Regions from separate parts of the Homo sapiens genome. Here all the other regions are linked to region 1. A link is a loop called in an ENCODE intact Hi-C map of the cell type or tissue named here. Cell type or tissue: ascending aorta. All regions are shown on one strand. Links, peaks and the distances in the headings refer to the core of each region. The heading gives the core; the rest is flanking DNA.

Evidence for each region. A loop is a pair of places that touch in the nucleus more often than their neighbours do. Peaks named below come from ENCODE experiments on the same cell type or tissue, not always from the same donor. Only the 100,000 strongest peaks of a DNase experiment are listed, where the experiment ranks them.
Region 2: a loop joins it to region 1, with 4 times the contacts of the local background. A loop is called at or near these places in 2 of 110 quality-filtered maps.
Region 3: a loop joins it to region 1, with 2.7 times the contacts of the local background. A loop is called at or near these places in 3 of 110 quality-filtered maps.

The regions. Positions count from the first base shown.
Region 1 is chr9:6,003,898-6,014,395 of GRCh38, reverse strand. It overlaps BRD10 (bromodomain containing 10), which reads left to right and starts at 5,914. Exons shown (of 8, transcript NM_001017969.3): 1 at 5,914-7,201. The coding sequence starts at 6,609. It overlaps RANBP6 (RAN binding protein 6), which reads left to right. Exons shown (of 1, transcript NM_012416.4): 1 at 1-3,371. The coding sequence ends at 2,106. It overlaps MIR4665 (microRNA 4665), which reads right to left and starts at 6,570; the gene lies at 6,492-6,570. RefSeq lists silencers at 5,847-6,366, 6,417-6,646, 6,837-6,996, 7,387-7,446 and enhancers at 5,884-6,383, 6,384-6,885, 7,017-7,246. In ascending aorta, for the core only: no CTCF peak of the experiment used is centred there; DNase peaks (open chromatin) are centred at 5,865, 6,405, 6,865 and 7,305; H3K4me3 peaks cover 2,956 bases; H3K27ac peaks cover 2,382 bases.
Region 2 is chr9:6,213,041-6,223,538 of GRCh38, reverse strand. IL33 (interleukin 33) reads right to left here and starts at 7,732. Exons shown (of 8, transcript NM_033439.4): 1 at 7,687-7,732. In ascending aorta, for the core only: no CTCF peak of the experiment used is centred there; no DNase peak of the experiment used is centred there; H3K4me3 peaks cover 3,457 bases; H3K27ac peaks cover 4,788 bases.
Region 3 is chr9:6,562,952-6,573,449 of GRCh38, reverse strand. GLDC (glycine decarboxylase) reads left to right here. Exons shown (of 25, transcript NM_000170.3): 16 at 8,021-8,096. Among named protein-coding and RNA genes, the nearest start is that of GLDC, 78 kb to the left of the region's middle. RefSeq lists an enhancer at 6,053-7,252. In ascending aorta, for the core only: CTCF peaks have their summits at 4,905 and 5,113 (motif pointing right); DNase peaks (open chromatin) are centred at 6,237 and 6,879; H3K4me3 peaks cover 347 bases; H3K27ac peaks cover 1,686 bases.

The DNA of each region.
Region 1 (10,498 bases), core at 3,074-8,073:
CTAGATGAAACAGTTAACTCCGTTTTGCTTTTTCTTCAGGATCCTCATCCAAGGGTGAGGGCTGCAGCCTGTACTACACTTGGACAGATGGCTACAGATTTTGCACCTAATTTCCAAAAGAAATTTCATGAAACAGTGATTGCAGCTCTGTTACGTACCATGGAAAATCAAGGTAATCAGCGTGTGCAATCACATGCAGCTTCTGCTCTTATTATTTTTATTGAAGACTGCCCTAAATCATTGCTAGTTCTATATGTGGATAGTATGGTGAAAAATCTACATTCCGTCTTGGTGATTAAACTTCAAGAGTTGATTCGGAATGGAACTAAGTTGGCTTTGGAACAACTTGTGACAACCATTGCATCAGTTGCAGATACAATAGAAGAAAAATTTGTCCCATATTATGATATATTCATGCCCTCACTAAAGCACATTGTTGAGCTTGCTGTTCAGAAGGAACTCAAGCTTCTGAGAGGAAAAACTATCGAGTGCATTAGCCATATTGGTCTTGCTGTTGGGAAGGAAAAATTTATGCAAGATGCATCAAATGTGATGCAGCTGTTGTTGAAGACACAATCAGACTTAAATAATATGGAAGATGATGACCCTCAGACCTCTTACATGGTTTCAGCATGGGCTAGAATGTGTAAAATTCTTGGAAAAGATTTTCAACAGTACCTTCCACTGGTTATCGAGCCTCTTATTAAGACTGCTTCAGCTAAACCTGATGTTGCTCTCTTAGACACACAGGATGTGGAAAATATGAGTGACGATGATGGCTGGCAATTTGTAAATCTTGGAGACCAGCAGAGTTTTGGAATTAAAACTTCAGGACTTGAAGCAAAAGCAACTGCTTGCCAAATGTTGGTTTACTATGCTAAGGAGTTAAGGGAAGGGTTTGTGGAATATACAGAACAAGTTGTGAAGCTGATGGTTCCTTTACTGAAATTTTATTTCCATGACAATGTTCGAGTGGCAGCAGCAGAGTCCATGCCTTTTCTCCTGGAATGTGCAAGAATTCGTGGCCCAGAGTATCTTGCACAGATGTGGCAATTCATATGTGACCCCTTAATCAAGGCTATTGGTACTGAACCAGATACAGATGTGCTCTCAGAAATAATGAATTCTTTTGCAAAGTCCATTGAAGTTATGGGAGATGGTTGCCTTAATGATGAACACTTGGAAGAACTGGGAGGAATACTGAAAGCAAAACTTGAAGGGCACTTTAAAAACCAAGAATTGAGACAGGTGAAAAGACAGGAAGAAAACTATGATCAACAGGTTGAGATGTCTCTGCAAGATGAGGATGAATGTGATGTTTATATTCTGACCAAAGTATCAGATATTTTGCACTCATTATTTAGTACTTATAAGGAAAAGATTTTACCATGGTTTGAACAACTACTTCCATTAATTGTAAATCTAATTTGTTCAAGTAGGCCATGGCCAGACAGACAGTGGGGATTGTGCATATTTGATGACATCATAGAGCACTGCAGTCCAACTTCATTTAAATATGTAGAATATTTTCGGTGGCCAATGCTACTAAATATGCGAGATAACAACCCTGAAGTCAGGCAAGCTGCTGCTTATGGCCTGGGTGTCATGGCACAGTTTGGTGGAGATGATTATCGTTCTTTATGTTCAGAAGCTGTTCCACTTCTGGTAAAAGTTATTAAGTGTGCAAATTCCAAAACCAAAAAAAATGTCATTGCTACAGAGAACTGTATCTCAGCAATAGGGAAGATTTTGAAGTTTAAGCCTAACTGTGTAAATGTAGATGAAGTTCTTCCACACTGGTTATCATGGCTTCCACTGCATGAAGATAAAGAGGAAGCTATTCAGACTTTGAGTTTTCTCTGTGACCTAATTGAAAGTAACCACCCAGTTGTAATTGGTCCAAATAATTCCAATCTTCCCAAAATAATCAGTATAATTGCAGAAGGAAAAATTAATGAGACTATTAACTATGAGGATCCTTGTGCCAAACGCCTAGCTAATGTCGTGCGTCAGGTACAGACTTCTGAAGATTTATGGTTGGAATGTGTATCACAACTTGATGATGAACAGCAGGAAGCCTTACAGGAGTTGCTAAATTTTGCTTGAAGCACTTTAATATAACTTGAATATTATCTATTATAAAAGTAACTACAAATAAGTGTTGTGAATAGATTTTATTATAAATCAGAGAACTGTTTTCTCCCTGCTAAGCAGTTTATAGTTCTTCTCCATGTTTCTCCAGAATTAATCAGTGTTAGTCCTCTGTTTATCTCGCATGTTTTATCTTCCAAACACAGACCTTGGTGATAACCTGTGCTTCAAACTGTCTTAAACAATGTTTGTCACCTTTCCCCTAGTTGATGTAAAGTATATAAATTGTTGCTATTTGTTTGAACTATTATTGATGCTAGCCAAGCAGTATACTTGATGTGAAGATGTCATGCTATCACAATATGCTAAGAGCTCACAAAAATAAGATAGAATTTCCAGGACAAACATCTTTGGAATTGTGAGTGAAGGATATAGTGGCAGGCTTGTCCCTCTTTAATTAATACTCTTGGTATTTGTGGTGATGGGAGGATGCTGTTACTAGGAGAGTTTTGAGATACTGCAGTGGATGTGGGATGTATATGAACTTCTTCATAATGTACTCCTGGGAACTGGGTAGGACATATCCATATTGTAGTTCCCAAGGTGTCTGGTTGAGAGTTAGAGAACTTTTAAATTTCTTTAGCCAGACAGGTCTCTATTTTTTTAAGTTATCCAGGACTCCAAGAACCATAGTTACTGAAAAGGGAGTCCTGATACATCTAATATTGGTAGCATGTAACAGTGTTTGACAAAGAGTAAGTAAGCAGTATTCTTGGGAGTCAGTGTTATGTGTTTCAGCAGAGTATTATTTTGTATATGTATGCCATTTTCTCCCTGCAAAGCAGCTCAACAAGAGAAAAAGCTCTAGTTATAGGGCTTAAATTGATTTCTATTTCAAATAATTTCCTAAGAGATTCTAGAGTAGAACTGAAGAGTATTCTATTGGAAAAGTGAAAGGAAAGAAATGTAATTTTCTTTGAACATGAAAAAGAAAACAACTTTGAGAGTAGTCATTTAGCAGTAGATGTGCATTATTATGAGAAAACAGTTCTATAAGTCCAGGGTTAATTATATTAATTGGAATGTCAGTCTTTAATGTCGAGCTTATTGTAGGGTAGAAAAGAGCTTTCTACTCAGCTAACGATTACTCATTGATCCAAAACTTAAATACATCTATAATTTCCTGGGGCTATTGTGAGTACTGTGTATGTATTTAGCAAATATTTAAGACCTAGTAAGTGCTCAATAAATTGTAGCTGTTATTGCTGTTGTTGTTTGTACCTCTATTGTGTCTGGAACTTCTTTTACTTTAGAATTTTCCCAATCCATTCCCTACTCATTCATATTGGCAGGCTATTTAGGCTATTGTTGACAAGAATATAAAGTTGAGATTTTAGATATGCAATTCTGTCCATTCCATGTAATTATTACTAATGGGGGAAAAAGGAAAATTAAGGACATTATGTATAGTATGATCACAATTTTTAGTATATTTAAGATAAATAAAGTATAGAAGAATGAATAGAAAAATCCCACCTCAAAGTATTAATAGAGGTTTTCTCTAGGTGGTAGGATTAAGTGGCAAATTTTCTCCTCACTTACCTATATTTTCTAATTTACCTACATACCTACAACCAACATATTTCTTGTTTTGTTTGTTTGTTTTGAGATGTAGTTTTGCTCTTGTTGCCCAAGCTGGAGTGCAATGGCACGATCTCGGCTCACTGCAACCTCCGCCTCCCAGGTTCAAGCAATTCTGCCTCAGCTTCCCGAGTAGCTGGGATTACAGGTGCGCACCACCACTCCCAGCTAATTTTTTGTATTCTTAGTAGAAACGGGGTTTCACCATGTTAGCCAGGCTGGTCTAGAACTCCTGACCTCAGGTGATCTGTCCACCTCAGCCTCCCAAAGTGCAGGGATTACAGGTGTCAGCCACCGTGCCCAGCCCATATTTCTTGTGTAATAGAGTTTCTTTTTTAAGATCAAGGACCCGATCCTACTTTCATTATAGTTAAGTTGCTATCATCTTGACCTCTTCATAACCTAGAGTTGAGGTTCCTTCTACTCACCCACACCTTTCTCTTTTATATAATCTTAATTAAGAAACCCTTTATCAACATTTCTAGCAATTCCCTACACTTTTATGTATGAGGAATTAGAAATTCTGCCAGATGACTTGGAATTAGGCACCTGGAGTTTTTGAAGTATGACAGACCTAGATTTTAACTTTGTTTAACAACTTTCTTAAACTAAGAGGCAGTTTCCTCATCTGAAAAATAAGGTTAATACCTAGCTGATAGGCTTGTTGTGAGATTAAAGGAGACAATGAATATAAAGTGCTTAGTGGCACAGGGTTCAATAATGTAAGCTAATATTGTCCAAGAGTCATGAAATAGAGCTGATGACTAAAGAGGAGTAGAGGATGTTTGCTTGGGTACGTTGGGCTTCAGATTCCTGGGCTTTGTCGAAAGAAAGGAGGAATGTCTAGTCAGACACACGTTTTGGTTGCCAGGTGCTGAAGTAAGACTGATCCCTGCATTTTTCTTTCTGTGAGCTGAGGTTCTGTGGACTCTTCAGAGTCCACAGACTCTTCTCTGAGGGGAGAGAACCCTGTAAATGCGTTATATATTACAAATGTCTGATGAGAGGAGACCTCGAATACTAGATAAAAGGTATGTGTGGAGGACAGTGTGAATACCCTAACAGAGCGTTCCCGCTTCACTATTTTACTTAAGAGTGATACTTAACTTACTGGACAAAAACAGCTTTGAGGTTAAAAAAAAATTTTATCACTGCTTTAAAGTTCACATTAATGAGAAGTAAACAATTGCAAGAGTCAGAGTATCCTAATCATTTAGTTATACACATTTTACTTTTAAAATGCATGATTTCTGTAATTTTGTTTTTGTGTTTAGGTAATTCTAGGTTTTAACGAGGGTTCTGTGTACCTAGAAAAAATAATATGTGCGTCTTTCAAATAGAACATGAGGAAATAGTAGTATTTGCTTTATGGAACCATGAATTCCTACCTCCCAACTAATTTTAAGTAACATGTAAACCAATGTGAATGATGAGTCCACTTTTTAGTCATTAAACAGTAATTGTAAAATGTAGTGAGATTATCAGCCCATGCAAACAACTGTTTAATGCTGTACAACTCAGACATGAACTATTTTGACTGTTTTCAGTCCCAAGAATTTGTTTAAATGAGGTTCCATTCTCTTTATTCTTAACAGATCTCAAGAATCGGGAGGGTGGAAATTTGTAACTGAAAACATGGAATTAGTTCCAAAATATGAATTGATGTTAAGAGCTGGGGTTCTAAAAATCACTTCCTTTTCTTCTGCATGTGAACGTATGGTCGAGTCCTTAAACTTTCTTTCTAAACTTCTCAAAATTCTGGTTATATATAGAAGACCCGCAGTCACAAGGGAGAAAGGGTGGGAACAGAATGTAAATTTTATAGTAGAGAAGATTTACATTTTGCGCTTTCTCACTATTCATTTGCCATTAACAAAGGTTATCTAGCAACTTTAATTTTAGTTTGGGGGGCTAACACGGGTCTTGCAAAAGAAGTTTCCTCTTGAAGCACTTGCTTTAAAAAAAGCCTTTTGGCCACCTTCCCAGGCGGTAGCGAATTAAGCTGCGCAGGCGCCTTGCTTCCCCCTCCATCAACATGTTCGATTGGCCTACGATTGATTACATCATTGGTCCGCGCAACCCTAGCAGGCTTCTGGGCCTGTAGCTGAGCCGAAGCTCTTCCTTTTGCGTAGCGGGGCGGGGCACGATGGTGGCGGGGGGGGAGGGGGGAATTGTTCTACTACGCATGCGCACCGGGGATGGCGACAGGGCCTCTTTCTTTGCTTCTCTCCACAGCTCTTCCCAGCCGGGGGGCTGAGTGCCCTCCCCCTTCTCTCCCTGCCCCTCCCCTTTCTCCCCCCTCACCGCCCAGCGGGGCTTCTAACTGACAGTTGTCGCCGGGCCCCGTCCGTGCACCGCCTCCTTCTGCCCGTGTCCCCCGCAGGTAGAGGGGGGCGGGAGGGGGTGTGAGGGAGAGGAGGAGCCGGAGCCGCCGCTGCGGCCCCCTCCGGGGAGGGGAGAGGAGAACCCCCTTCCTCCTCGCCCCCTCCCAGCCCCCCGCTGGCCCGGGAGGGGGTGGGGCGCCGAGGCCGCGGCGACCCGGCAGGGCCTGGCCGGTGAAGAGCAGGCGGGCGGGGTGCGGAGGGGTGAGGCCGGCGAGGGCCGTGCGCGCGCCGCCGCCGGGGGGGAGGGGAGAGGAGGGCACCTAGGCTCTCCTCTTCTCTCCCCCCTCCTCGCGCGCCATGTAACCCCGCCCCGCCGGCGGTGAGCTCAAGACCCCCGCGCGCACCGAGCCGAGCCGGCGGCTGAGGAGAGCCAGGCCCGATGTGGCGGGGGCTACGCGCCGCGGCCGAGCCGTGAGGAAGCGGCTCGCGCTCACGCGTCCCCCAGCACCTCGAGCGGCTGTTCCACACCGCCCAGCCTAGGCCTGCCGGGGCATGAGTGTGCCCGGGACGCCGGGAGCGATGGAGCCGGCTGGGGAGGAAGAGCGGCCGCCACCGGCGGCCGAAGGAGAGGACGACGAGGAGGAGGTGGCAGCGGCGGCCCAGACCTCAGGGCCGGCCCACGGAAGGAGTGCCTCCTCGCTGGAGGACGCGGACGATCAGGAGGAAGAGATGGAGGCGATGGTGATCGGAGGCGGTTGCTGCAAGGAGCAGGAGCTGACCTACGAGCTACAGCAGGGCTACCGCATCCTGGGCGAGTTCCTGCAGGAGAAGCACCGGGGCCTCACCGCCCCCTTTCTGCAGCCCTTGGGGGGCGTTGCCACCGCGGAGGAGGAGGTGGCGGAAGGGCCGCGCAGCGGGGGCCGGGGCGGTCGCGCCTTCCCGCAGCAGCCCGGACAGGGCATGTGTCTGCTGCAGATGGAAGAGAAGTTCGCCAGCGGCCAGTACGGGGGCATCACCGAGTTCGTGGCGGACTTCAGGTTGATGCTGGAGACGTGCTACCGCCTGCACGGAGTGGACCACTGGATCTCCAAACAGGGCCAGAAGCTGGAGATGATGCTGGAGCAGAAGTTAGCGCTTCTCTCTCGGTAAGCGAGCCCGGTCCCCGGTGGGACTGACAGACTGACACAAACACACACTCACACGTGCCCGAGGATGGGCTGGGCCAGGGGCCTGGGGGCGGCGCTGATAGGTGCTGAGTCGGTGCTGGAGAAGCCCGGGAGGAGGAGCGGCGCTGGGCGGGGACCGGAGGGGTGTGGTGGGTGTGGGCCGAACCCGGCTTGCGCGTAGACTGAGAAGGAAACCCGAGTCTGCAGCGCTGAAGAGCTGGGTATAGTTTGCAGATGTAAAATGGAATGGGTCCCGTAGGAAGAATTGCACGTGTAGGCAGAGGAACAGTTTTTGTGGGATGGAAGTTGGACCTGCAACTTTTAGACAGTTTTAGCATGACATTTAAAACAGCGTTTAGGATGAAATATCTCTAGAAAAATAATTTTGGCTTATGTAAAAAGGTGTCTTAAACCATTAAAAAATAATTTTATCATTTACTACCCATGTCGGTCATCGAAGATTTATGGAGTGTTACTAAATGGTTAATGGTTACTTTTGCATACTACTGATCTTTTCTCTCCGTTTCATCTGAGGACACCCAATTTTTGCAATAATAGGGAATGCATCAACACACATTTTTTAAAGTTTATACATTTATGTTTATTCTACCAGAAATCATAGGCAAGTCAGATGATACTGTGCTCTTGGTATCCGCCACCCATATATCCAATTATTTAACACAAGAGGAGGATACTAAAATGAATGTATTGTTTTATAATAATTGTATAGTCTGTGTCAGCCAAGTTAATTTCTAAAGTTTAAATTTTTCGGGAGTGGAAAAATTCAATGTTTTTGGTATTGGTAGTTGAAGTGGAATAGTAGTTTGACTGTTTACTATTAGAGTGAATTTAAGTTGAGCAAGTCACTTAACCTTTTTGGCCTCAGTTTCCTCATCTATCAAGCGGGGATAATAATAGTACTTCTCTCATAGAGTTGCTTTGAGGATTTAATGAGTTAATAAATGTGAAATCAACAGTGCTGCTCCCATAGTTAGCCAAGTATAAGTGTTAGCCATTTTAATGTAAGTAGTAGCAGTCGTTGAATAATATGAGTGTATACTTCATATCTGAAACGGCATTATACTTGTGCTCTTACAGAATAGCTCCTAGAAATTGTGTTAATTTTTTGGTTCTTGATTTGTCACTGTAATTTAAAAGTAACCTTTGTCATTGGCTTCCCATATGCCATTTTCAAGACTAACGGTGATTTTTTTCACCAAAAACAGTTAACATAGTGCCTGTCTTCGTTAAGTGAGCTCTCTTTAAGGAACCTCTTCTTGAATCCTTTCATAGAGTAGGATTATTTAGTAATAGAATAATTATTCACATATTTGCTTTGTAAATTACTTTTAATACTTTAGTAATTTTGTATTTCTGTAGTGTGTTTGTTACCCTTGTCTCCACAGTGCATTATTGCTGTGACTCACATAAAAAACAATCCATTCACGTTATTATTTTGAAGTTATGAAGTATCCTCCTGATTGATGTCACAAGATTTTAGACCTGGAAGAACCTTAGAGTTCATCTAATCTATCAGATGTGGGAATAATGATTTAGAATGAGGCAAGAGAATGACTGAATGAAAGTGCTAAGAGATAGCATATGGGTTTGAATTACTGGTGTTTTCAAAAGCTCTGTGTGTAATAAACATTTATTTATTTATTTTATTTTCTCTGAGTCTCCCTCTGTAGCCCAGGCTGGAGTCCAGTGGCGTGATCTCAGCTCACTGCAACCTCCGCCTCCCGGGTTCAAGCGATACTCGTGCCTCAGCGTCCCGAGTAGCTGGGGTTAGTTGTCACCGCGCCCGGCTAATCTTCGTATTTTTGGTAGAGATGGGGTTTCGCCATGTTGGCCAGGCTGGTCTCAAGCTCCTGACCTCAGGTGATCCGCCCGCCTCGGCCTCCCAAAGTGCTGGGATTACAGGCCCTAGCCACCGCGCCCGGCCTATAATAAACATTTCTTAGTCTTAAAAAAGAGCAGACTAAGAAACTACATAAAGGTAAATTTCTAAATGCTTAGAATCATCATTCTCAGTCGTTAATGCTCAGAATACTTATATTCCCATGTGATCTAATAGTATCCATATTTAGAAATTAAACTTACAACATTGTAGTTTATAAAAATAATGTATTTCTGACATTCTTAGGCCAGTAGAGGTAAAATTCTTGCTATTTTAGTAGCAAAAAGTAGTATGACCTCAAATAGTTAATTAAAGTTGGAGTCCCTCGCTTTTTTGTATTTGATGTATGCAAACACATCAGGTTTGCGAGACCACACTTGTGGATACTAGGACATCAGTTCTTCTAGCCTAAAATCTGAGTCATTACTAACTGCTTCCAATGGGCACAACTTTGAGAAAAGCATAGGTCACAACTGTTTGAAATGCAACTAAGGTATATAGATGTTTCAAAACAATATTCTATAGAGTGTTCATGGGAGTGTGATTTTCAGCATATAGATGACTCATAGCTTATTTGTAAATATCTCAAAGTGGTATATGGTATTTTAGAAATGAAACCAATGAATCACTTAGATATTATTTGAATTTTCCGTTGACTTCTGGAATATATTTGTAAGACACTAAAGGAACTTATTTTCAAAGTGTAAAGAGACTTTAAAGCCGTTCCCTATACTGCTGAGCTTTCTAGTGAGCAATAAATGAGGTATATTAGGTAAAGAGGATACCACATTCTCATTAGAGAGCAGCCCAATAGCATTAGTACCCTGGACACAGCATATAACTTGAATCTCAGTTTCCTTATCTGTATAATGAGGGTGTTAGGGTAGAATAATTGTGCAAGTATTTAAGTATCTTCTAGAATTAGGCATTCATGTCCCTGAGATCAAAAGATAAGTTCCCTGCCCTTAAGTGGTTTGTAGTTGAGTAGGGAAACAGTTACTTAAAAATAGAATAATTCTGTAATGGATATATGAACAAAGTACAAGAGGAATTTAAAGGAAGATGACATAAATCTGAAGCGGAAGGGGTGAATGTGGGGATGACAAGTGAGACGAGGTAAGGAAGAGAAAGAGACTAGTCTATCATAGAGGTGTTTATATTTGAATTGATTCTTGAAGGAGTTGAATATTACTACTGAACTTTTTAGGAAGGTTTAACTGGGGCATTCCGAATGCTGAACTACAGTGAGTGCAAGGCATGAAACAGCATAGTATTTCTGGAAACTACAAATACTTCTGTATGCTTCACTGTGGTTTCCAGAGTAGTCTCAGCATCTCAGGAAGTAGACAGGATGACCCACTGGGGTGAGAGAAGAA
Region 2 (10,498 bases), core at 3,418-8,417, 210 kb before region 1:
TGGATATGTAAATTCCTGTGCTAAAAATCAAGAAAATAATATTATATATGATAGAAAAACATGATATATCAAAAAATAGAAAAAATAAACTGAAAATCTTTTGTATCAGAACAAGATTTTAAAAACTTATAAGTAACTCTTTGAGGTACTCTTTTAAAAAAAAAAGTGCAGATTACCAGTAATAGTACTGTTATTACTATTCTATTTTTGCAAAACAGTAAAACATCAGTTACGTTCATTTACAAAAAATTTTTGTGTTTATAAATTTGTCTATAAAATGATTATGAATATCATATACATGTAAATCATGCCTTAAGTCATTGTGGGACAAATAGTGACAAAATGAAATGAATTGCCAAGACTTTGAAAATCAAACTTCATAAAATTCTAAAGTAAAGGAAGGAAAAATAAACACAAATTCTTGGTTGTTACCTCTGGGGGAAACCAAAGGAGATGCAATTAGGTAGTGACACAGAGGAGCCTTCAAAGGTATAAGGAATATTCTATTTTTTAAACTGGATGATAAATACACAGGTATTTGTTTTATTATTTTTCTCCAGAACTTACACTTACATATGCGTTCCACATATTAGTTTATGTGTATGATATATTTCTGAATTAAAAAGCTTGAAAGAAAGAAAATCAATCTTCAGTTAACATTCTACTCATAAAGTCAACTGTTCCCTATTCTCCAGGAACAAATGTAGCTACCAAGTAAAAAAAAAATCAGTTAATACAACATCAACACTTTCAAAATTAAAAAGAAATTGCTGCCTGAAAGCAGGAATGCATTATTTAAAATTCTGTGGTTATATTTTAAAAGAACAAGTTGGCTAGTATAAAGGGGATTCCATGTGCTAAATTGTGACAATTTGACTAAAACAAAAAATATGTGAAAGTTTTTCCTTGTGCCAAGACTAAAGTTACAGAAAGCATAACTTTTGCAGGCTTTTTTTCTCATGTTTGAGATATGCTTATTGAATAGCGACAGAAATAACTGATATTATAGAACAGGTTATGAAAAGTTTTGTAAAGCATGTAATATATTCCACAACACTTTCACTGCCACACCATTCAACTTAGCTGGCATAGTCAAAAGCCAAAATGAGAGTCCCTCTCAATGCTGGTATTTAGCTGGTATGCTGCAAGGCTGGTTCCTTTCTTATTTCTCTTTGCTAATGCCATGCCAGCTATTAAATATTTTGAATATCACCTGGGTAGAAAGCATGAGATTTTATTGTACAACCAAATGGCTGCCTGCTAACACACAACATTGTTAGATGAAATTAAATTTGATTATTACAAGCCATTTAAAACTGAAGAGTACAGAGGCTTTCTTCTCATAGATATGAAACTTCCTGGTCATTTATCTGAATAAAATAAGCCACAATCTGCACCCTGGATATTTCATTTCCATAAAGTTTTAACAGAACTGCCTTGTGCGGTGATCTAAAAATGCAACTCAAAGGTCTGGAAGCTTGACCACCATGGTATGACAAGCTTTTCACTTTGCCTCCTTTGTGGGCTACTCCAGCTATTCCCCAAATTGCTGACTTCATTATTTCTCTGTGGAATTCTTAGTTGGCTCAGCCTTACTTACCTGGTAGCTGGGCTTAGTGTGAAAGCTACTAAAATGAAAAGACTCTGTTAAACACCTCTCTTCTCCCCAAAGATAAGGCTAAATTATTTTCCCACTCTGGACAGATATGACTTCTTCTTGAGTGTACCCACTGATGCACAGAGAAATAAATATAATTGGTAGCCTTTCCTTTGCCAAGACACTTTTCATAAAATATGTACAGCGAACTGCCATTCTAGAGGTTACTAGTTGCTGCATGGTTCCACCTAGATAGTAAGGAGAACCAACGGGTCTAAACCCAGATGCTCTTTTACCAGCTTTTGCCATAAATGCCTAGAAAAAAATTGGATGCTGACAAAATAATAGACTTCTAAGTTTTATACTTTTATGAATTAAGAAATATAAAGACTTAAAAATATTTTTTTCTGTCACATCACAGTGCAAATGACCTTAATGCTTCTAAATGTTGAATCTGCTTTCATGGGCCTTATAGCACTGAGCAGAAATTCTTCCACTTGACATAATGGAAAGTAGTAATAATTGGACAGCCAGATGTAAGCATTACCTGTCAGGTCCTAGGCACGGTATCCTCCAAACATTTTTTGTAAAACAGCTTATACTCCTTTGAGTTAATAGCATCTAATTTTTTATATTAAATGACCACCACATACTGACAATTGTGATTAAGTTTCCACAAACCATATGGCTCTTGAATAAGTCAGTGAAGAAAAAATAATGCCACCATACGTGCAGGTAATATGGACCTTTTTTCTTATGGGGGAAAAAACAGGAAGCTGGAGATAGTCACCAAATTACATCAGAATGAATATTGGTACTTATTTCTGTGCCTGAAACTTGTTCAAAAGTTTAGAATGAAATATTACTAAAGGAAACTTAACAATTATGGGTCAGGTACAGTGGCTCACACCTGTAATCCCAGCACTTTGAGAGGCTGAGGCAGGAGGATTACTTAAGCCCAGGAGTTTGAGATCATCCTGGGCAACATAGTGAGACCTCATTTCTACAAAATGTAAAAAAATTAGCCAGGTGAGGCAGCACATGGCTGTGGTCTCAGCTACTTAGGAGGCTGAGGTGGGAGGATAGCCTGAGCCCCGGATGTCAAGGCTGCAGTGAGTTGTGATCGAGCTACTGCTCTCCAGCTTGGGTGACAGACTCTGTCTCAAAAATAAATAATAATAATAATAACAATAACAATAATTTACAAATATGAAGCAGTTATGCTGACTACTGATCAAGTATTGTTAAACAGGATTGCTAAAGAATGTGGACAAATAATATATATGTATAAGAGATAATGGAAAAATAAAATTTAGGGAGGAAAAACTTTGGAACTAATAAATTCAGATTTGAGGAAGTTCATGTTTGGGTCTAATAATTCTCCAAAGAAAAGAACAAGTGGAGAAAAGCATATAGTCCCCTAAAAAGAAATTACAAACAGCTTAAATAGCATTTCTTAAACAATTGCCAGTAATAAGCCAGCAGGCTAAGAAGTTAGAGTGGCTGAGATTTGAGCACAGCAGACACACAAAACTATGAAGTTCTGTTAAACTCTAAGGAAATATTGAATCTTTGCTAGGAACTATGTCGGAAATAATGAGCAAAACATTCTTACCATTGCAAAAGGTCTCAGATGCACTAATATGGCTAGGGAAAATTATGACAATCATTTAATTTATGGAATGTTCAAAGTGGAGGGGAATTAGATGTAAACTGGGTGCTGATTAAAAGTAAAGCGCTCAGCCAAGTTTGTGGGTGAACTTCTTAGTTCTGGAAATAGCAATGGGAATGGCAAAAAAAAGTTACAGAAGAGAACAATGGCTGGCAGGAACTCTTTCCCTAGGGCAAAAGGTGAATGTAGCCCTGAAGGAAATAGACAGAAGGTTTTAATGTCACTTCATCAATATTTTCATATTTGAAAATGATGGAAACTTTGAATAAGAAAATAGCTTCACAAAGAGGATTAGAGATGCACTAAATGAAGTAGTTTGGAATTGTTCTTTAGTTCTTTTTTCTTAATGGGACCTGACCCTGGACTTTAATCTCTGATCTGAAATTTACTGACTTTATGATTTTGGGTTAGTATTAAAATCTTTTCAAATCCCACTGTCTCAATTTCATAAATGGAGATAATATTTACCTCACAGAGGTGCTGTGAGGGATAATGTGGAAGATAAATGTCTCACTTTTAGTAAATGGTCAGTGATTAATAAATTACCTTTGATGACTGCTTCTAACTTGTTTTACCCATCACAACACCTGTCTTGAGTGGGATTTTGTTGCTTGTTTGTTTCACATTTTACACAAGAGAAAAAAATTCAGGCTCAGGAAAGTTAAGTAAGATCCAAAATTACACAGCTGGTCAATGATGGATGATGGACTGGAGGCCTGACTGCCTCTAAAAATTTGTGTCTTTACTATTATGCTATACTGCACTCTTCACTTAAAAAATACAAAACAAAAATAAATACCTTCGTAGGTATACTGTAATCTACCGATAATAACATGAGCAGCATGTGCCAGGAGTCCGCTATAGGGAGGAAGCGCCCCCAATTCCTCACTCCCCCTTACCACTCCCTGCATACTGAACTTTGCCTGAACTTTTTGAGGCCCACTAAGGTTGTGTCCCCTTAAAAGTTACTTTTGCTTGCAGACATCAGCACCAGAGAATCTACAGGAAACCGAAGAGATTAGACGTTCTACCATGATTTCCTGAAGTTCTTGAACCCAACCCAATCATTTTGTTGTTGATAGAATTAAGGTCCCTTTCTTTCTGCTGTTTCAGGAGTTTATATTTGGTCTTAATGTTTCTAAATGTTCCTGCTACAAACTGAGATACAAAGAAGGTGAATTCCAATGAACCTCTTGATTTCCACCATGTTTGCCAAAATTTCAACTTGAATGAAAGATACATTGATTTTGGCACAGTCTGACTGACATCTCCAGAAAAACCCTTATGGTATCAGATTTACTGACATATAAATTTTCTGATGTAGACATATATATATATATATATATATATATATATATATATATATATATGGAGAACATATATATATATGGAGAACATATATATATATGGAGAACATATATATATATGGAGAACATATATATATGGAGAACATATATATATATGGAGAACATATATATATATGGAGAACATATATATATATGGAGAACATATATATATATGGAGAACATATATATATATGGAGAACATATATATATATGGAGAACATATATATATATGGAGAACATATATATATGGGGATATATATATGGGGACATATGTATAGGGAGAAAAAATATATATATAGGGAGAATATATATGTGTATATATATATATGCATATATATATTATCTCAATGCTGACCCTTCTTCAGTATTTCCCTGTAATGATTTAATTCCCTGATGGAGCTTAACTTTTCACAATTGAATTTCATGCCTATTTCCCCGAAGTTAGTTGTAAGCTCTATTTCCTTAATCACTGGGAAACCCTGGCCAAGAGTGACATTTCCTGTTTCTCAATCTCTTCCATTGTTTTCAGTTCTGGCTATTTCAATCCCTAAGTGAAAGTTTGCCTCAGGATTCTTTTCTCTCTATAAATGGGAAAGGGAAAGAGGTGCTTTCTGGCTGTAGATACTGTAAGCTAAACAATGATGTGAAAGAGATAAACATCTAGGTTACTTAAGAAATCAATTATGAAGTAACCAATCAAAGATTGGTAGAAGGTCCAGGATCCTTTCAGAGAAGAATGGAGAAAATGTGAAATATGAGCTGAGGAAAGTGCGATGCTTGTGCTAGAAGTTCTTAACTGTTTCAGACAATACCGAGCTGTGTGATTCAGTTCAATCACCCTAAACTTTGGGAAATAGAGGATTCTGAAGTTTTCTGAACTCAGAGAGGTACATTTTCTGGGTGGAAATCAAAAGAGGAGCATTAAGTATTCAAAAGACAAATTTGAGAAGCAATAAGTAAGACTGTTGGAAACAGTATAGGACCCCAGTGTGGCACAGAAGGATGCTTCAGCGGGAGAAGCACAGTGCAGAGGAGGAAATACGGGTCTTTGCCCTAGACACTTCACTCTCAAGTCTCTGACTTGTATGCAGCCACAGGACATACTTTTGGATTTGTGCTATTTTCTTAATTAAAATAGTCTGGAGGCATATATTCATGTGTGGAAAGAAAAGGCAGAGAAAATTGTGAGGAGGCAGAAAGCAAGGAATAAAGAAAAGAAAACAATCTTCAAAGGAAAGTCTGTAAATGAAGAATAGTAGCAAAACTGATGAGCTTTTGAATTTCTCCACTTAGGGTATCAATTCCTTGTTTTTCCACAAAAGTTTATTTTTGAGGGGGTGGTACCTCTCAATTCTTGTATTTGAAACTGACAGTGAGAAATAACAGTGAGAAAATTATGACAGTGAAGGAGATCTGACATAACCAACCCCCATCATGCTTTTAACTTCCATATTGCCTTTGGTCATTCCTGGGCTTGGGCCAAGCTAACTTTGGGAGAAATTTAGGGTATGGTTTAAATGATAATAACCCTTCACCAAAAGTAAACCACCTTGGTAAAAATAATGAAAGACCACCAAGTTAGGAGTTTGAGAGGGTCCTGAATTCTGCTAAGATGTAGGCATAGTAAAATGATTACTAGCCATGATTCTGGAGGTCACAAGATTTGCAACTTCCCCAGTGACTACTGTAAATAACATCACTATTGTATAAGCTAAGATTGACCTTCAGAGATGTCTGTTCAGGCTTTTGCATTTCTGATGACCAGTGACTACTCTGTGGCTCCCACCCAGAAATAGACTCAGTGCATACACGAGGACCATTTTTCACATGCCTGTGATTTTATTCCCAACCAATCAGCAGCACCTATTCCCCTAAGCCCTTTGCCCATCAAACTAACCTTGAAAAACCCTAGCCTCCAAATTTTTGGGGAGATTTGAATAATAACTTTGAATCCTCTGTGGCATGGCTGGCTGGCCCTGTGTCAATTAAACTCTTCACTGCCATGCCATGGTTTCAGTGAATTGGTTTTGTCTGTGCAGATCAGAGATTAAAGTCCAGGGTCAGGTCCCATTAAGAAAAAAGAACTAAAGAACAATTCCAAACTACTTCATTTAGTGCATCTCTAATCCTCTTTGTGAAGCTATTTTTTATTCAAAGTTTCCATCATTTTTTTTGGAGATGACATTTAGCTCTTGTTACCCAGGCTGGAGTGTAATGGCATGATCTTGCCTCACTGCAACCTCCACCTCCTGGGTTCAAGCGATTCTCCTGCCTTAGCCTCCCGAGTAGCTGGGATTACAGGTGCCCACCACCACACCCAGCTAGTTTTGTTTGTTTGTTTTTGTATTTTTAGTAGAGACAGGGTTTCATCCTCTTGGCCAGGCTGGCTGCAAACTCCTGACCTCAGGCGATTCACCCACCTCGGCCTCCCAAAGTGTTGGGATTACAGGCTTGAACCACCACACTTAGTGATGTCCCCCTTTTACTGAAAACCACTTGTAAACAATTGCAAGCATGTTTGTCTTGAGTAAGCATTAGGAGTTAGAAGTAGAATTATCAACTTGCTTTATAAAGTTTCCAGCCTGGCAACAAAGCAAAGACCCTATCTCTACATAAACTAAAAAAATTACCCAGGCATAGTGGCGTGTGCCTGTAGTTCCAGCTGCTTGGGAAGCTGAGATGGGATGATTGCTTGAGCCCAGGAATTGGAGGCTGCAGTGAGCTAGGATCACGCCACTGTGCTCCAGCCTGCGCTACAGAGCAAGATCCCATCTCTTAAAAAACATAAAATAAAATAAAATAAAGTTTCATGGAGGGGGCAGAATTTACTATAAAAACTATTACAATCTCTTTCAGCAATTTATTAATTTTACAAATCACCCAAAGGAAAGCAAATGGAATTATAAGTTAGTAACAGCTATTGTCATTGACTTTTACTGCTATTAGCAATAATAACAAATTGGCCTTATCATTTATTTTTCAGGAAAAAAAAAAAAACACAGTTCTCCATGGTTCCCAAGGTTTAACTTTGCAAAATCTGACTAAAAATCTCCCAGAATATTCAGTCTTACCTTGTGATCTTGTTTTGATTTCTTCCCTGAAGAGCTGCAGCTCTGTGTTCGGAGGAGTCTGTAGACTCTTTTTATTAGCCAAAGTTTGGCAGAGACCCAAATTGCCTTAGAAGGGAGATCTGGGCGGGTGAGATTTTAGCAGGCTTGAAATCTCATGTAAAGAGCCAACAGAGTTACAATTCTGTCAACATCTAAGGCTCACTACTTTCTGCGTCCTCCCTCCATCTGAATATTTTAAACCAGCAATTATGATTCTTCTTCTGCCCCTAAACTTTATGTTTTGGCTCTCTTTGGAGTTGAACTCCTAAACTTCAACTTCAGCACTGTCCATTTTGAAATTCTGTTGCCATTTATATATTCACTTTTGGCCGTTGGCTTCTTAATTTACAAACTTCATTAAGAGATCAGTGTATTCTTCCAAATTCCTTTATAATAGAAATTTGCGACCCCCTTTGGCCTATCAGTAATAAGCAGCTCGTCTGCAAATAAAAGCTCTGAAATACTCTGTATTCCAACATATCTGACGGGCTTTCCTGCTCCCCACTGTTCATCTTTTCTTTCTATTCATCTCAAAAATCTCGCAGAAGATAATACTTTATCACAAAAGCAAATCCTGTACTATAGATCCCATGAGAAGTTGTTCTTCTTACCTCATGAGAAATTTTGCTCCTACTCACCCTCTCTCCATCTCGTTTGGCATCTGTAGCAGAAAATAAAGGGATGAAGTAATGCTCTTTTAAGACTTGGACTGATTCCACATCCTAAGATCACACATTGGAAGGAAGACTGCTGCTGTACTTAGAAGGATATTGTGATGGACTGTTACCCTAGCAAGCCTCTACATCCATTCAATCTACAAGATTAGAAGGGTGACCTTGAAACAAAGGGGCAGCAGAAAAAAGTTTACTGTAAAATGAAATAGGAATTTTTTAGTTTTTCTCATGGCATGTTGAAGGATAGAATGTTAGGGTTCTGGAATCCAGGGGAAAGAGAAAATGAGACAGCAACAGATGGCTGACCAGGCTTGGGAAAATGTGACTATGATGGAGTCCCCTTTGGAAAAAACAACTAAGGAACTCTGTTATCTTGTTTAAAGTTGTTTCATTTTCTGTGCAGTAATCCCCTTTAATCATCCCCAAACCTGAGCAATCATCTGCTACAAGCCATAGTGTTGCATTTGTGAGTAATGAAGAAAGATGGCTATGTCTGCCCTTTGGATAAAGCAGTGAAGCAAGCGGACAGGATGCCAACATGACAAGAATGAATCAGGAATTGAGCTGTGTGCAATAAATAGGAGGGAGGGGTGACAAGTAACAGCCAAGGGAATATTAGCATACTCTACTCTGGGAATTCTTGCAAATACTGAGGAAATTACAAAGGATGAATAATGTATCTTTATTATGTATATTGAACCCTCCTTCATTATTTCAAAAATTTCTCTTTTTATCTCTAATTATGCTTCATGCCTTAAAGTCTGCTTTGTCCATTTGTCTGCTTTCTCCATTAGCAGAGCTTTGCAAACATTCTTTTGGTTAGTATTCACATAGTGTATCTCTTTTCATCTTTTTTCTTTCAAACTTTCTGTGTCCTTACATTAAAGATGTGTCACATATAAGTAGTATACTGGTTTTTTTTCCCAGTTTGACAATAATTTGTCTTTGAACTGGAACATCTATTGTAATTATTGATATATTTGAATTTGCTTCTACTATCTTACTTTTTTTCTCTGCTATTTTGTCCCCCTGGCTTATGCTCTTTTTTGGATAAAACAATTATTTATTTATTTATTTATTTATTTTGAGATGGAGTCTCGCTCCGTCGCCCAGGCTGGAGTGCAGTGGCGTGATCTCAGCTCACTTCAAGCTCCGCCTCCCAGGTTCACACTATTCTCCTGCCTCAGCCTCCTGAGTAGCTGGGACTACAGGCGCCCGCCACCATGCCCGGCTAATTTTTTGTATTTTGTAGTAGAGACGGGGTTTCACTGTGTTAGCCAGGATGGTCTCGATCTCCTGACCTCGTGATCTGCCCCCCTTGGCCTCCCAAAGTGCTGGGATTACAGGCGTGAGCCACTGTGTCTGGCCTGGATGAAACAATTTCTAAAAATTATTCAATTTTCTCCCAGCAGTCATGAACTATAACTCTTGACTTTTTATGAAACAAGAACAAAACCAAAAAGGCTGCTAAAACCACAGCTCTGCTTTTAAGAGGCTGATTTTTTTTTTTTTTTTTTTTTTTTTTGCCTTTGCCCCCATGCAGCTGCGTAATTCGGCAAGTGTTTTGAAGAGGAAACTCATTATATGTAGGTTCAGTTCTCCAGCCCTCTCTTCTTGCTGGGGGCCTGGCCCTTCCAATTTCCAATTTTGTCTCTTCATTCCCACAACACCGATCAACAGTGATTTCTCTGTCTCCTGGCAGTGACCTCCTACCTTGGTAAAATACAGATTCCCTGCCTTGGCCAATGCTCTCGTAACTATTAAAAAGTAGCTAACTACTGTTAGCTAATCTCTCCATGGAATCTTAGCCCCTCATCCTTCGTGCTTCAGCAGCTCTCTCCTGATCTGCCTTTCTGGTTGTACTCAATGGTAATATTGGACTGCCACAAGTTACTCCATGCTATTCAAGTAGCTAGTTGAATGAAGATGAAAGCATGGCTCTAGAAGGCAGGACGACTAAGGGTTAGGTCATACAGACTTTATTCTAGTAATCGTATAATTTGTTATCTGAATCATAAATTTTTGAGAATGAAAAGAATGTTATTAATCATTTGACCAGAATAATAGGAAAACACTGAGATATGGTTACCCCAGGTTTT
Region 3 (10,498 bases), core at 2,168-7,167, 560 kb before region 1:
TTGCTCTGTTGCCCAGGCTGGAGTACAGTGGCACGATCTCAGCTCACTGCAACGTCTGCCTGCCGGGCTCAAGCGATTCTTGTGTCTCAGCTTCCCAAGTAGCTGGGATTACAGGTGTGTGCCACCACACCTGGCTAATTTTTGTATTTTTATTAGAGACAGGGTTTCTCCATGTTGGCCAGGCTGATCTTGAACTCCTGACCTCAGGTGATCCACCTGCCTCCACCTGCCTCAGCCTCCCAAAGTGCTGGGATTACAGCGATTCTTGTGTCTCAGCCTCCCTAGTAGCTGGGATTACAGGCGTGAGCCACCATGCCTGGCCCACATAAATGTATTCTATCATAAAAATTTTAAGTTCACCTGTGAAATAGATAGCATTATGTCCACGTGACAGATGGGATCCAGAGGAATAATTTGCTTGGAGCCAGACAGCTTTGAAAAGGGCAGCAAATAAAAAACAACTTTGATATTAGAGGTGAGAGAAACTCCCGGGTGGCTGCAGGAAATACCTGTTTGTGAGATCTGCCTGGGAATGAGTGACTTTAACATGATCTTGTTGTAGGAAACATTTAACAGTATGTGCCACCTAAGGGCTCCTGTTTGCAAACAACAGAAAATGGCTTGCATTAACTTCAGCAGAAAAATAATTTACAGGGAAGTTATTGGGCAGTTCACAGAGTTGATGGAAAAGCTGGAGAATTAGACTTCAGCAGTGAGTAAGACCCAAGAAAGGCTGGCAGCAGAGAAGAAAATGGAGTCTCACCATGCGAAGAGTCACCATCTTCACTGTGGGAAATATGGAACTGTCCCATTCCTTTGGTCTGTCCATCCAGATTCATAATGTCCTGGCTGGAGTATTGCACAGGATGTTTCACACCTCCATGTCTTATTAGTGTTTAGTGACTGGGAATGTCTAATCCTTTTTGCTTTCATAGGGGAGTGTAGGACCGTGTCTCTCCCATAGACTCACACAAAAGAGGGAATTCCCCCAGATAATAAAGCCACTGAAAGGCTCTGCATTCCCACACACACCTCTAAACTCAGCACCAATGAAAACCCAGTTGATTTTCAACATCCTAATGTAACCCTCCTTCGTACTTTTAAGCACATTGACAGCATGTCCACATGTCATTTTCCCAGCATCATTTTCTGAATTGCATTTGTACTTACTGCTCGTTGGCTATGGTAGTTTGCAGATACTTTCTCCCGTTCTGTAGCTTGTCCTTGTAACCCTAATGGGAGCAAAAAGTTTTTAATTATGATGGAGTTCAATTTATCAATTTTTTTCTTTTATGAATTGTGCTTTGGGTTTCAAATCTACCCTAGATCCCAACAATTTTTATTCTGTTTTTTGTTTTTCCCAGAAATTTCATAGTTTTATGTTTTACATTTAAGTCCATGATCCATTTACAGGTGATTTTTATATAAGCTGTGAGACTTAGATTGTGCCTATGGATGTCTAAGTGTTTCAGTTCCATTTATTGAAAAGGCGATCTTTCCTCCATTGAATTACTTTTGCAACTTTGTCAAAAATAGTTGGGTATATTTGTTTGGATCTATTTCTGGATTCTATATTCTATTCCATTGATCTATGTGTGATCTCTGTGTACATAGGCTTGATTATTGTAGCTATATATGATAGTCCCCACTTATTTGCAGTTTCAGTTACCCATGGTCAACTGGCTCAAAAATATTAAATGGAAAATTTGAGAAATAAGCAATTCATCCTAAGTTTTAAATTGTACACCATTCTAAATAGTGTGATGAAACCCTGCAGCATCTTGTTCCATCCCACCTGGGATGTAAATCAGCCCTTTGTCCAGCATATCCACTGTGTATATGCTACCCACCCATCAGTCACTTAGTAGCTGCCTTGGTTACCAGATCAACTGCTATGTTATCACAGCGCTTTCAAGGAACAGTGAAATCGTACAGTGGCACGATCTCACTGCAATGTCTCATTGCAAGGAACCCTTATTTTATTTAGTAGTGTACCCAAAGCACAAGAGTAGTGATACTGGTATGGTGGTGTAATTGTTCTATTTATTCTTAGTTATTGTTGTTAATCTGTAACTGTGCCTAATTTATAAGTTAGATTTTATCATAGGTATGTATGTATAGGAAAAATCGTAGTACACCTGGGTTTGGGTGCCATCCATGGTTTCAGGCACCCACTGGGTGTCCCGGAAGATATTTCCTGCAGATAAGAGGGGGCTACTGTTAATAAGCCTTGCCATCAGATGAACTGATTTGTGCCAGTTTCTTTCTTTTTTTTTTAAAAAAAGTAGCTATTCCAGTTACTTTGCCTTTACATATGCATTTTAGAATAATCTTGCTTGTGTCTATAAGAAAATCATTATTTTGGGGGAGGATGATGTATATTTTAGCTTCTAAATGTTACATTTTGTACAAAGGGCTGTATGCTGGATGCTATAGATATTATAGGTAGTTGAAGGGAACAAATTCACCTCATATTTAAACTTATAATTTATCACTCATAAAATAAATATTTTTCATGAAAAGGTATCATTTTAAATGTAATAAAATATTTTTTTTAAAAACATACCCCGAGAAACTTTTTTTTTTTTTTTTTTTGAGACAGAGTTTTGCTCTTGTTGCGCAGGCTGGAGTGCAGTGGTGCGATCTCAGCTCACTGGAACCTCCACCTGCTGGGTTCAAGTGATTCTCTTGTCTCACCCTCCTGAGTAGCTAGGATTACAGGCACCTGCCACAACGCCCAGCTAATTTTTGTATTTTTAGTAGAGACGAAGTTTCGCCATGTTGGCCAGGTTGGTCTCGAACTCCTGACCTCAGGTGATCTGCCCGTCTCAGCCTCCCAAAGTGCTGGGATTACAGGCATGAGCCACCATGCCTGGTCAAGAAACTTCTTAAGAAGTTCAAATATAAGAAGTAAAATAGGTCCACTGCTTATAAATAACTTCAATGGGAACTTCACTGAAATCACACACTAAAGGTGGCCATCCGTGCACAAACTATGATGGTGTGTTAAAAACTATAAAATGATTTTCAGAATATTTAGGGAAAATTAAAACAAAAATAGATATGGTCAATCTAGATATTTAGTAATTCAAAAATATATAAATCTTAATTTCTTGGTACTATAATTTTTAAAACTTTAGAATCCACAGCGTGGTCTTTTCTTATGGCACATTTTTAACATCTTTTGACTTGTATAAAAATACAACATTCTATTTGAGAACACAAATACTGTTTTCTCCATATAATTACAATGTGATTCAGTGGGAGTTTTGGTGACTGCTGGTGTTCACCATAAATTATTACTTTAGTGCATTCTGCAGTCTTGCAAAATGGGTTTCATGTTACTTTTTGCATATATAAAAAGCATGCAGCTACAGTGACCCATGTCCAAATATTCCAAAGCAGTCACCATCTGAGAAATTGCTTATGGTGTCTATAAAGTTAGCCACGATGTTTTTTAATCCCCCCGGCCATGAGCCTGAGTCTCACTCTGTGGCCCAGGCTGGAGTGCAGTGGCGCGATCTTACATCACTGCAGCCTCCACCTCCTTGCTTTAAGCGATTCTCCTGCCTCAGCCTCCCAAGTAGCTGGGATTACAGATGCACACCACCACACCTGGCTAATTTTTGTATTTTTAGTAGAGACAGGGTTTTGCCATGTTCGCCAGGCTGGTCTCGATCTTCTAACTGCAGGTAATCCGCTCGCCTCGGCCTCCCAACGTGCTGTGATTACAGGCATGCAGGCATGAGGCACTGTGCCTGGTCTGCAACATCCATTTCTTTTTGTTTGTTTGTTTTTGTGATGGAGTCTCACTCTGTTGCCCAGGCTAGAGTGCAGTGGTGCGATCTCAGCTCGCTGCAACCTCCGCCTCCCGGGTTCAAGCAATTCTCCCGCCTCAGCTCCCTGAGTACCTGGGACTAAAGGTGCCCACCACCACACCCAGCTAATTTTTGTACTTTTAGTAGAGATGGGGTTTCACCATATTATCCAGGCTGGTCTCGAACTCCTGACCTTGTGATCCACCCACCTCGGCCTCCCAAAGTGCTGGGATTACAGGAGTGAGCCACCACGCCCGGCACAACATCCATTTCTAATTCTCAGTATGTTTGGCTAGGGTTCTTAGTAAAGGGAAAGATAAATTAATTTTTAAAATCTTTAAAATTTGTTTTTTCTTTGAACTCCCGTTCCAACCTTGGCAAAGGAACTTTTAGCTCTTCTGAACTATCACCCTCACCCTATCTCTGCCATGTCATCTACAAATTCTTTTTTTTTTTAAGTTTACATTGAGTATTGCTCCTGAACTTGCACACCTGTGATGATACACTGATACTGAAAGGGCCTGGGTTATAGTCATCACAATACTGTTGAATTCCATCAACTCCAGCTGTTTTCACCTTGTGGGCTCTTATACCTGTTATTCAGTTGTTCTACTTTTTCTGGTCTATTGAATTTCTTGTGGATTCTTTGTAGAATGAATCTGAGTTTTGGAAGAAGTTGTCTGCTCAATTTCCCCATTCTGCATTAAGCAGCAGCTCCTTAATCAGCCTGAGTAAATGCCATACACTGGAGGGTCTTGTTTTTCTTTTCTTCTTTTTTTTCTTGAGGTGGAGTCTCACTCTGTGGCCCAGGCTGCAGTGCAGTGGTGTGATCTCGGATCACTGCAACCTCCACCTCCCAGGTTCAAGTGATTCTCCCACTTCAGCCTCCCAAGTAGTCTGGATTACAGGCATGCACCACCACGCCCGGCTAATTTTTTGTATGTTTAGTAGAAATGGGGTTTCACCATGTTGGCCAGGCTGGTCTCGAACTCCTGATCTCAGGTGATCCGCCCACCTTGGCCTCCCAAAGTGTTAGGATTACAGGTGTGAGCCACCACGCCCGGCATGGAGGGCCTTGTTTTTCTAGGACAGTTTAAGCTGTGCTCACATAAACTTGGTGTTTCTGAGGCTCCCCGTTCACTGGCCAGCCCTGCAGCTCCAGACCATTCACTACTTCATTTTAAACAGATGTCAGAAAAGCACTGACCTAGCCTGTCCTCCATATATAATAGTTTGTTGATGGTTGCTTAGTCTGGGTTATGTAGATAAGCAATTATTTTTCATAAGACTTTTCTACCAACAGGTGGCACTAACAATTTGTTTTACTAATGCCCCAGTAGTAATCCTTGTGTCACATTTGAATATATCATTTGCACTTTTTGGGTTGAAACATAGCTGATTTTTATAGATGTTTAAGGCCAGAGAGAGAGAGAGAGAGAGAAATCCAGCATTTCTGATCAAGTCTTTAGCATATAGTCTTTCTCCTACACTACTGGCTCATAGCCAGTAATCTGCTTCTTCCTTCATTCCTAGTCTACACCTTGATTGGCCTTTCAAGAAAGTCAGATGAATAGAATTCATGAGAAAAACATAGGGGTAAATATAAAATGTTTTTCTTGAGGTTCCTTACTGTAGGGGAAAGGATGACATTCATATTGATTGCCTGTGCTGGAGGAATTCAATTTTTAAAATATTTACTAAATACTTATTGCAGAACTACTACATGCAGAGTACTGTTCTATATATTCCCTGTTGAAGAATATACAGAACTCTGAGAATTAGACCCTACTGTCAGAGCTTATGCTCTAATTGAGATAAGACAGGCATACAAAGTAAATGTGAAATCGGTAATAATTTTCTATGTCCAGTACATGTATAGGATATTAATGTCAGATAAGATTGTAGAGTAAAATGCTATGATAATTTGGAGGAGGTAGAGGATTATTTCTTTAATCAATCTATCAAATATTTTTTATGTCAGTGTTCTTGGAATAGAGAATACAATTGTGAACAAGGTTGACAAAATTCTTGCCTTCAGGGAAGGCCTCTCTGAGGAAGTGACAGAGCTGGATTGGTGGCTTTAGGGAAGGCTTTGCAGAGAGTTGTAGCCAGTTGAAGAATGGGCAGGATTTGGCTGAGAAGCATTTGACCTTGATGATCTCACTACACATCACATCTGCCCTGTGTGATGGGTACTGTTACTATCCCCATTTTACACATCTCTCAGGCACATAGGCACAGGGAGATGAAGTTACTTGTGATGTGAGTGGTTTCCTGAAGCACGGCATATTCATTTTCTTGTCCTCAAAATGAAAAAACCTCAAATAGGCTAGGACTTGTTTTTCAGAAGCCAGGAAAACAGAAGAGCAGTCTTTGCCTTTCTTCTTGGAAGAGAGCGGAGATAGCTGCAGCTGACTCAGTGCGGGTGACGAGGAACGGGGTGACTCAGGTCTTGTAAGACAGGCTTTCTTTCTTCTTTTCTTTCTTTTTTTTTTTATTTTTTATTTTAGCTAAACCCCCCAGTTCTATCAATCAGACAAGACTTCTGCTAGAAAGAAAATCAGCATTTGCTCCCACAACTCTCCGTCCTTGGAGAGCACAGTGTGCTCAGAAGAGCAGCACTGCTTGCAAAGGGAGCCCGTAGCTCTGGGAGGCAGGCTGACTCCACACCCAAGTCTTCATCTGTCACTGTTGGCCATTTGGCATGTAGCACTCAGACCTCAGTTTCTTTGTGTGCAAAATGGGGGTGATGGCATGGAGAACATACACATTTTTTAAAATTCTTACCGATTTTCTGTGGGTAACATTAAAAAAAGTTATTTTATTTTTAAATTTTCATTTGTTTAAAGTTTAAATTTTTGTATCTTTTTTTAGTATTTAATTTTTGCCTTCAGCTTCGCAGACATACACATTTTGAATGGGACTGATACATCTATTACTCATTTCCCTTCCCTTCCTGCACAGGGTACTGGGAACATGAAATAACAGTCTACGATTGAGTCAGCATTGCTCACCGGAATGTTAGTCATGGCATATGCCCTGAAAGTGGTGCCTTCCAGGACCGTTGAGATGAGGATGGCCAGCCCCTAACAGCCATCTGCATCCGGGGCCTGGGAGAGCCGAACCTGAGACTGCCAGGAATGGTGTCACATTAAAAGTGCCTCATTCTTTTGGGGCTGATCAGGCCCTTGACTCGATATTTGGTAATACTAAGAAATTATAGAGTGATGATTTGTTTTCACCTCATAGGTGTGTCTTCCTTAAACCTTGTTAAGATGTTGACACATTACCCATTTAAAGGGGGAAAGAAAAGGGAAAAAAAAAGGAAAAAACTGAAGTTCATTGTTCTAGGTGTGACAATTGTGTTTGTAGTTATTTATTTATTTTTTGAGACGGGATCTCACTCTGTCACCCAGGTTGGAGTGCAGTGGCACCATCTCGGCTTACTGCAGTCTCCGCCTCACAGACTCCAGTGATCCTTCCATGTCAGCCTGCCCAGTAGCTGGTACTACAGATGCATGCTATCACACCAGGCTAATTTTTTGTACTTTTAGTGGAGACACTGTTCCGCCATGCTGCCCAGGCTGATCTTGAACTTCTGAGCTCGAATGCTCTGCCCACATCGGCCCCCCAAAGTGCTAGGATTACAGGCATGAGCCATTGCACCCGGCCTGTAGTTATATTTTTAAAAACAATACTTATCTTTGAAGGCTGCATATTGACATTTGAACTGATGATAGGATGTTTGAAGTTTGCTTCAAAATATATAGTTCAGCATGAAAGTGGTTAGTGAGAAATATAATAGGAAACAAGATTGACCGTAAACCAAATTGTTACAGCTGGCTGACACACACGTCGTAGTTCCTTTTGTTCTTCACTGTATTTTGGTATAGTTTTGAAATTTTTCATAATAACAAAAGGCTATTTTCAATGCGTGGTCCTGAGCAAGGATATAGAAAGCTCCATCTTTGGGTAGGAGTGGTTGAGCTGTAGTGCACAAACTGGATGCTGTTGCTTTGATTGTTTTGATTGTTCAAGACCTTTTGACTCCAGCAGAGCTCCTTGATGAGCTTCTCTCAGCGTCTGGACAGTGACCATGTGTCACGTGCTGGTGAACCCCTGGCCAGGGCCCAATAAATATTGAATGAGTAAATGAAAGCCAGAAGACCTAACCGTGATCCCTTTCTTCTTGTCTTTGCAAGCGGAGCCCAGGGAGAATATGCTGGACTGGCCACTATCCGAGCCTACTTAAACCAGAAAGGAGAGGGGCACAGAACGGTGAGTATGGCAGGAGGTGGCGCTTGCTCACCATGGGGCACAGAGGTCCTGGCTCTCAGGGTCCCTTCTGTGGGACACTCCCTCCAAGCCTTCTTGGAAGCAGATGAGGGAACATATAGTCAAGAAACAAATTTCTGTGAACTAGCCATTATGATCCTTGCTTCCAAGACATCCCACTTGACCATTTTGAGGAAAAACATTCAGAGATAAAAGACTTGCTCAAACCCAGAATGCAAACGTCAGCCAGTTGGCTGTGGAACTGCTCTCTAGGGAGCAGAGGGAGGAAGAGGGCAGGAATGTTGCCATTGCAAGCATCCTCTCCTTGGCTCAGCCCCGGCCCTGGGCCTGGATGAAGGGCAGAGACCATGCTTTAATTCTTCAGTAACCCCTGTTGTGCTGAAGCCCGGTTCTGGTCATAGTATGCTCAAACAATATTTGTTGAATAAATAAATTCTCCATTAGATGATTCTCAACTTCAAGCACCAAAAAAGGCATAAAGCAGAGTTCACGGTCCTGCTTCAATGTTTGCTTTGGATATGAGAACCTGGTCTCCAGGATCCCAATCGCCTCTTGGGGACCACTGTGGGGACCAGCAGGTACTAATGGACACCACTCGCTCCCCCCAGGGGCAGTGCCTGTAGCAGTGGCCTAACTCAGGCCTCAGCTTGTGCCAGAGGAGGCCTGTGTTCCTGGTTCCTTCATTTTGATGGCCAGTGCTATGCTAGAGTTTGTACTGAGCTGTGGGGCGGAAGTCCTTAATAGGAGCATCGCCTAGGAGCCGAGAGCAGGGCAAAAGCATCTGCTGATACTAGAGAGTTGCAGACAAAGGGGATAGGGTGGTGCTGGCTGGCTAAGTAAGTAGGGTGGAGTGGTAGTGGCCCGATCTTAGTCCATTTCTGGTTTTATTACCACTGGAAGGTTACTTATGGCTAGTTGCCTGGAATTTGCAATAAAGAATGCTGAAAGTGTTTCACTTCCCTTTCATAACAGGGGAAACGAAGGAACATTTTTTTCCCTCCTTCCCTTGCATAGTTCATCCTGATTCCACAGGTGTGTCTTTCCAGGCTTTCATCTTGGTTGGGGAATAGAATTTTTTTTTTTTTTTTGAGATGGAGTCTCGCCCTGTTCCCCAGGCTGGAGTGCAATGGCCCAATCTCGGCTCATTGCAACCTCTGCCTCCTGGGTTCAAGCGATTCTTGTGCCTCAGCCTCCTGAGTAGCTGGGATTACAGGCATGCGCCACCACGCCCGGCTAATTTTTGTATTTTTAGTAGAAACAGAGTTTCACCATGTTGATCAGGCTAGTCTCGAACTCCTGACCTCAGGTGATCCACCCGCCCCTGGACCTCTCAAAGTGCTGGGATTATAGGTGTGAGCCACTGCGCCTGGCCCTTTTTTTTTTCTCTTCATAGCTCACTGCAGCCTTGAACTCCTGGGCTCAAGGAAGCCTCCCAAAGTGCTAGGGAGACCAGGATTACAGGCATGACCCTCTGCACCTGGCCCTAGAATTCATGTCTAAAGATCTTTGAAAAACAGGCCATTCGTGAATTGAATAAATGATTAAACCCTGGTCAAGGACTGCTTGCCAGTCCAGAGAGAAGTGAAGTGGTCAACCAGACAGACACAGACCCTGAAATTCCCCCACAGTTTGTTCATTCGTGGTTCTGAATTCTCAGCTTTCTAAGGAATGATTAGTTTAGAACTATAATTGCTCTTGGGACCTGAGAGTCTCGGCACTTTCACAGAATCAGAAAGGAAACTTTGGAGCTCCAGGTGTCCAGCCAGTAAAACAATGCCAGATTCTCTCCTGTCTGTTTTTCCCTCATGGCTTCCATGTTCTGAGGTCGTCTCTGGAGTTCCTCTTCATTAGTATCTTTCACCACGAGGTGCCCAGGAGCCTGGGGATGCTGGAAAGGGGCAGCCTGTCCTGTGTGACATCTCCACCCGACTCCTCCACTGCTTGGCGGAGAGGCCGCAGAAAGCAGTGTTTGCAGAAAGCAGGTGACTAGCTAATGGCAAAGGGCCAGCTAAAATCCAGATTCTTTCCACGCAGTAATGCTTCCCACCCCTCGCCATTTCCCAAATTTCCCAATCTGACACCAGGAAGTAGCTGTGAATGTCCAGCAGCTGGGGACCAAACTGGAAAGGCCAAGGAGAAAGAATGAAAGGCCTTTGGGTTTGGCCTGGGCGGGGTTCTTCCGTGACTTGTGGATTCTTTCTGGTTCCTGTTCCCTCTCTTTGTGTTTTCCTGTCCTCCTTCCCTTCTCCACCCACTGTGTGTGATGTTTCTCTTGGCCCCATTGCCCATCCTGCCATCACTGAAGTGTCATGAGAGGCCATTTCACTCTGCAGGAGGGAGAGGGGCTGGGTGCTGTGCTTCAGGGAGAGGGGGAAAGGGAGAGG